Linked DNA regions of Homo sapiens: region 2 is linked to region 1. The links are chromatin contacts, found by Hi-C or POLR2A ChIA-PET in ENCODE. All regions are on one chromosome and are shown on one strand. Each heading gives the region's core, a stretch centred on a gene start or an enhancer-like site at or near the end of the contact. The rest is flanking DNA. Distances are from core to core; before and after follow the strand shown. Region 1 holds the start of PLXNA4-AS2 (PLXNA4 antisense RNA 2). Region 2 overlaps PLXNA4 (plexin A4).

What was found. Hi-C counts contacts between places; a loop is a spot of excess contacts on that map. ChIA-PET counts read pairs that join two places held with the same protein, here RNA polymerase II (POLR2A).
Region 2: a loop to region 1 is called in a map of sigmoid colon, with 2.1 times the contacts of the local background. The contact joins the enhancer-like site here to the promoter of PLXNA4-AS2 in region 1. A Hi-C loop is called at or near these places in 1 of 168 maps with a recorded cell type or tissue (sigmoid colon). POLR2A ChIA-PET finds 5 or more read pairs at or near these places in 1 of 52 experiments (K562).

Annotation. Positions count from the first base shown.
Region 1 is chr7:132,259,144-132,262,185 of GRCh38, reverse strand. PLXNA4-AS2 (PLXNA4 antisense RNA 2) reads right to left here and starts at 1,325. Exons shown (of 3, transcript NR_134565.1): 1 at 1,284-1,325; 2 at 618-825. The region is part of intron 4 of PLXNA4 (plexin A4); the gene reads left to right.
Region 2 is chr7:132,399,430-132,402,441 of GRCh38, reverse strand. The region is part of intron 3 of PLXNA4 (plexin A4); the gene reads left to right. Among named protein-coding and RNA genes, the nearest start is that of PLXNA4-AS1, 49 kb to the right of the region's middle. Within about 2 kb of position 1,688, at least 3 of the 41 ENCODE cell types and tissues checked have a DNase peak (open chromatin) inside an H3K27ac peak, as active enhancers do.

The sequences.
Region 1 (3,042 bases), core at 76-2,575:
AACGGATTTTTATAATTAAAATTGATTTTCAGTTTTAGCCTGGTCTGGAAGGGCTGGGTCAAGTTCAAGAAGGGAAAGGGGGGCAACCCGGGGAAAGGAAGGGAAATGTACTCTCAATTTCCCATATATCTTGGATTGTTAGAGCAGGAAGGAGCCTCTCATTTTACAGCTGAGAAAACGGCAGCCCTGAGAGGTTGATCTATTTGGTCAACCTCTGCTGGTGAAGTAAGGCAGAGCTGAGATTGGTTTTGGGTCTCCTGGATCTCTGAGATACACTCATTTCCCTGGGACTGTGTGTGTAGGTGCTCACAGAGCCACAGTATACTGTTGTGTAGGTTGGTCACTGCACAAGGACTCCTCACCAAGGGGCTGAGTAGGGGCTGAAATCTAGCCATGTCTTGTGCACTAGGGCAGAGTGGCTGCTACCCAGAGGATGTGCTCGGAGGCACCATCTGGAACTGTTTCTTTTAGTGGACTGCTCGAGGCTGGCCGGCAGCTGCCCGGGTCCTGAAGGGCTGTGCCCATCTGACCCACTCCCATCATTCAGTGCCTGGGGGCTATGCTGGGGATGTTTATTGACAGCCCCTGGTGGGCTTTGCTGCAGACAGTGGAAATACCTTGGGGTGTGGCTTGTCCAGCCTAGCATCATTCATCAGGCAGAGAACTGGTGACACTGGCAGCAGCAGACACTAATTGATAAATAGTGTGGTGTGTCTGCATTTTCACGCACAGATGGGCCTGGGCACATCTGGATTGCGCTGGTGCTTCTGGCACTCCCACATGTGCACACACTGCCCTTGTTCAGTCCCTGCAGGAAAAGCACAGCTAGGAGAGAGAAAGTGAGTTCGTGTCCGTTGCCAAATTTTACTGAGTAGCCTTTTTCTGTTCCAGCCCACTGCAGGCATCGCAGCCGCAGGACTCTGCATCCTTCCCAACCTTGGCTCTCCACATTGGGTCCCTCAGCCTTTGCAGCAGCCCCAGTACTGGTGGCAGTTCTGCTCCTTCCCCTTCTTCCATGTCCCCTGGGCATGTCAGATTTGGCCGTGTGAGAGCAAGGAAGGACATTTGAATGTAGGTGTATTCATTAAAGGAATGATAAAACAGTAGTATACTGCCTGTTTTCTAACTTACTATTTTTGAATAGACTATTTTTTAGAGCAGTTTTAGGTTCACAGCAAATTTGAGCAGAAAGAGGTCCTATAAACCCCCTGCCTCCTCCCACTGTCCACCACTATCAACATTCCCAACCAGAGTGGTCCCTTTGTTACAATCAATGAACCTACATTGACATATCATTATCATCCAGAGTCCACAGTCTTTGGTAGGGCTCACTCTGGGGTTGTACATCCTATGGGTTTGGACAAATGTGTAATGACAGGTATCCACCATTATGATATCATACAGAGGAGTTTCACTGCCCTAAAAATTCTCTGTGCTCTGCCCATTCATCCCTCTCCACTCCCACAACCCCGTCCAACCCCTGAAAACCACAGATCCTTTTTTTTTTTTTAATTTTTATTTTAGGTTCAACACATGTATGTGCAAGTTTGTTGCATGGGTAAATCGCGTGTCGCTGAAGTTTGGTGTACAAATGATCCCACCACCCAGGTAGTGAGCATAGTACCAGATAGACAGTTTTTCAACCCTCAGCCCCCTTTCATCCTCCCCACTCTAGTACTCCCTGGCGTCTGTTGTTCCCGTCTTTATCTTTATGTTCCCATGTGTACTCACTGTTTAGTTCTCACCTATTAGTGGGAACATACAGTATTTCATTCTCTGTTCCTGCATTAATTTGCTTAGGATAACGGCCTCCAGTTGCATCCACGTGGCTGTAAAAAGCATGATCTCATTCTTTATTATGAGTACATAGTACTCCACGGTATCTATATACCACATTTTCTTTATCCAGTCTTCCATTGATGGGCATCCAGGTTGACTCCATGTCTTTGCTATTGTGAGCAGTACTTCGATAAACATACGAGTGCAGGTCTTTTTGGTAGAACAATTTATTTTTCTTTGGGTTGATACCTAGTAATGGGATTGCTAGGTTGAATGGCAGTTCTGTTTTAAGTTCTTTGAGAACTCTCCAAACTGGTTTCCACAGGGGCTGAACTAATTTACACTCCCACCGATAGTGCATCAGTGTCCTTTTTCCTCCACAACCTCTCCATCTGTTATTTTTTGTCTTTTTAATAATAGCCTTTCTGACAGGTATGAGATTATATCTCATTGAACCACAGGTCTTTCTAGTGTCTCCATAGTTTTTGCCTTTTCCAGGTCATATAGTTGGAATCACACAATGTAGGCTTTTCAGATTGGCTTCTTTCATTTAATAATATGCATTTTAGGTTCCTCCATATCTCCTCATGGCTTGATAGCTCATTCCTTCTTAGAACTGAATAATATTCCATTGTCTGGATGTACCACACCATTTATTTATCCATCGCCTACTGAAGGGCACCTTGTTCGCTTCCAAGTGTTGGCAATTATGAATAACATTGCTATAAACATCTGTGTGCAGGTCTCATTTGGTGGGTAGTGGATGGACCGCCCCTCACTATAGAAGAACCAAGATGCACAAAGGCTTCAGTGAGTCCAGTCTGGCTGGAGGGCCTTGGGAATGCACACCTTATCCCACAGGTACCGAGCCCTGGAGGTTTGAAGGGAATACCATGGGCTGGTTTTCTTTTGCTTTTCTTTTTTCCTTTTTTCTTTTTTTTTTTTTTTTTTTTTTTTTTTTTTTTTTTTTGAGTTGGAGTTTTGCTCTTGTTGCCCAGGCTGGAGTGCAGTGACACCATCTTGGCTCACTGCAACCTCTGTCTCCTGGGTTCAAGTGATTATCCTGCCTCAGCCTCCCAAGTAGCTGGGATTACAGGTGCGTGCCACCACACCCAGCTAGATGGGCTGGTTTTCTAAGCCATGATCTCTGAGTGATATTCCCAGCTGTACTGAGAAATAAGTCTGAGCCTGCAGACTCTCTGTAGATGGAGGGTCCATCCAAGCTTTCTGTGCTATTCATTTAGGGTATCCTAAGAACTCTAA
Region 2 (3,012 bases), core at 439-2,938, 140 kb before region 1:
ACTTGAGTATCTTAAAGCTCTTTCTCCACCTTTACAATGGAGCCCCTGTGCCTCGCTAGGGTGGCTTCCTCATGTTAGGTGAGTGCCCCAAGTTACTTTTTATAGCTTTCTGTCTCCCCGCCTACCGTCAGGGTGTCTGGCACCTGTCACTTCTCACTGTTGTCACTGATCCTGTCTGATGCAGCTCTCCTGCTGCCACTTAATTTGTTCTTTTTAATTTGCTACGGGCTTGGAAACAGATACTCAAGCTTATTAGACTTGTGTATAAAATAAGAATAAAGAGGTGTTGCATGATTACTCTAGGGACCTGCTGAGTCAAGTGCATTCGCTTTGGTATGTAGGCTTGAGATTTCCATTTTACCCTTTCCCGGGTCATTTCTGGTATTTTCTAGCACCTGGCTGGGCTCTCGACTGGGGAATCTAAGGCCAGCTGAAGTGCAGTCAGGCAAAGTGACATGAACCATGACAAGGACTGCTTACTTTTATACCCATCGATACTATATTCTGAAGCCTCTCCAGCCTCCCCCTCTTTTGCTTATCTGAGAGATGCCAAGTGCCTTCTGGGGAATTGGCTTTTTGCTGAAAATTGCTCTTGGCAATTTGCAGGGACTTAGAGCTGGTTCAGGTGTTTGAAAGATCCACTCGTCTAAGCACAGGGATAGAGCCAGTTTATTATGAAAAGTTTTATCCATCTTCACTCCTCAGCTGTCCCCAAGTTCAGTTCTTCCCCTCCTCCCCAGTATGGCCACACAATCTCTGAGCCCTTCTTTATTGGCTTAGAGGGCCCTTTCCCGTCCTCTGAATTCTCCACTTATGCCCCGTCCTGATTAAGTTCCACTTCACCATGAAGTCTTCCCTCATCCTACCGGACTTCCTCTAACCTTATGCGTCTGTTCAGCAGTTCACTGATTTGCTCCACAAGTATTCATGAAGCTTTTGGTACTGTATCACATGCTGATTGTTTCTGGATTTCATGTGTGTGTCTCACCTTCCCAACCTTCATGAGCAAAGGTTCTCAGCCTGGGCTTCACATTAGAACCACCTAGGGAGCTTTTAAAACTCTGATGCTCAGGCTGCAACCTAGTCCCATTAAATCAGACACTGGAAGCGCATTTTTTTAACTTTGCCTTTTGAGATAATCGTGAATTTGCATGCAATTGCAATAAATTGTACAGAGGGGTTCCTGTACCCTTCACTCAGTTCTCCCCTCCACGTGGCATCATTTTGCATAACTATAGTACAATATCACAAATGGAAAATTGACTGGTACAACCCACCAAGCTTATCCATTCAGATTTCACCAGTTTTTTGCATTGGCGAGTGTGTATTTAGTCTTGTGCAATTTTATCACATGTGTAGATATGTGCCAGCCAAAGGTCTCTCCCTTTTTCACAGGCCCTAGAGACCTGATCTGAGATCGTGCATGTCAGGTCGCTGGAGTCCTCTTCTGGCCTGCTTGCACAGATAGCTATTTGCAGGGCTCGGGAATGAAATTGAAAATAGACCAAACAATGTGACAGTTTTCTCCTGCTATTTTTTCTTCCACGAACAGAATGTTCAGCATTATTTTTTTCTCTTTGTGCAATATTGCAAGTGAGAAATAATCTGATTGGAATGCTGGCTTATGCTGTTTATGAGCCTGCAGTCTCCCACAAGCTGTGCGCAGGGAGCTTTCCCGAGGAGGACATCTAGGGACTTGCAAGATGAAAGGTTTGGGGAGTAGCTGTGGCCACACCCAAAACGCTGGTGAGGCTAGGAAGTAAATGCGTGGTATGCATACGGATGGTACCCCTGGAGGCTTCTCTTTCCTGGGAGTGTTCTCATGTGTTTTGCCTGAAAACTATCAAGGAGTGGCCTGGCCCATTCACACAGGGCCTGGGAAAGAAGGGTGAGCGTGTCTGAGGCTGGGGTACATTATGTCACAGATTTTGTCTGCTGAATAGCTGGGAGGAGAGACGAGCACCTTGAACTACCTGCTTGATTTTGTCAAACATATGGAATTTGAGGCCTAAGATGGACTGGCTGTAGAGAACACAAGAGTCTGGGTGACAGGTAGGAGACAGGACAAAAGGATACTCTTCTGCATCCTCCTAGGGACTCCTTCCTAATCTCAACAGAGAGGACAGGAAAATATAATTGTCAGTGTCACATGGGAACTTAGAGAAAGTGGAGTCCTTTACTTCCTGGGAGACCTTAATCTGAGGATGTTAATTCCTTTTTTTAAGAAACACGTATGGATCATTCACTCTGTGCCTGGTATGAAGCTTGGTTCTGGGGCACAAAGGTAACAAATACACAGACAGACTAGGTAGGCATTTGTCTGTTTAGATGTGGATGAATTTTATTTTATTTTTTCTCCGGGGGTAGGAGGTGGACTGGCGTGGGGTAAGGGAGGAAGTTGATTATTTTGATTTATTCCAACTTACAAATGCCCAGAAGATGTAGGTATGGGACCATCTGATCACAAAGGTCACATTCCTCCCCTTTCATGCCCATGAAAGTATTCTAGATCTCGATTGGATTGTTAGTTACACAGGTGAAGGCATTTGTCAAAAACTCATCAAAGTGTGCACTGAAGATCTGCACATTTCATTGCGTGTACATCTTACCTTAAAAAAATCACACTCCAAACAGAAATGGAAAAGAAGCAGTGAAGCCCCAGTTAAGAGCAGTCTACTTTCATCAGGAATAAAACCTGATTTTGAAATTTCATCCTAACAACATTTTCAGATGCCAGAACCCACTACATTGAATATACCTGTGGCCCTGCAGCTCTGCCCTCCAAAGCACAGATGTGTGACCTTCAGCAAACTCACTGTAGCCCTGCCCAGGTGTGCCTGCTTCTGCTTCTGGAACACTCTTCCCAGACTGCACTAGGACCAGTGTGGTCCCGCCTCCCCCATGAAGCCTCTCTTGATTTCTCCAGTCAGCCGAAGTGATCTTTCCTTTTTTTGTTTCACCTGCATTGACTGCCTTAATATAACGTGACTCTTATTATTCAGAGTCTTTCAT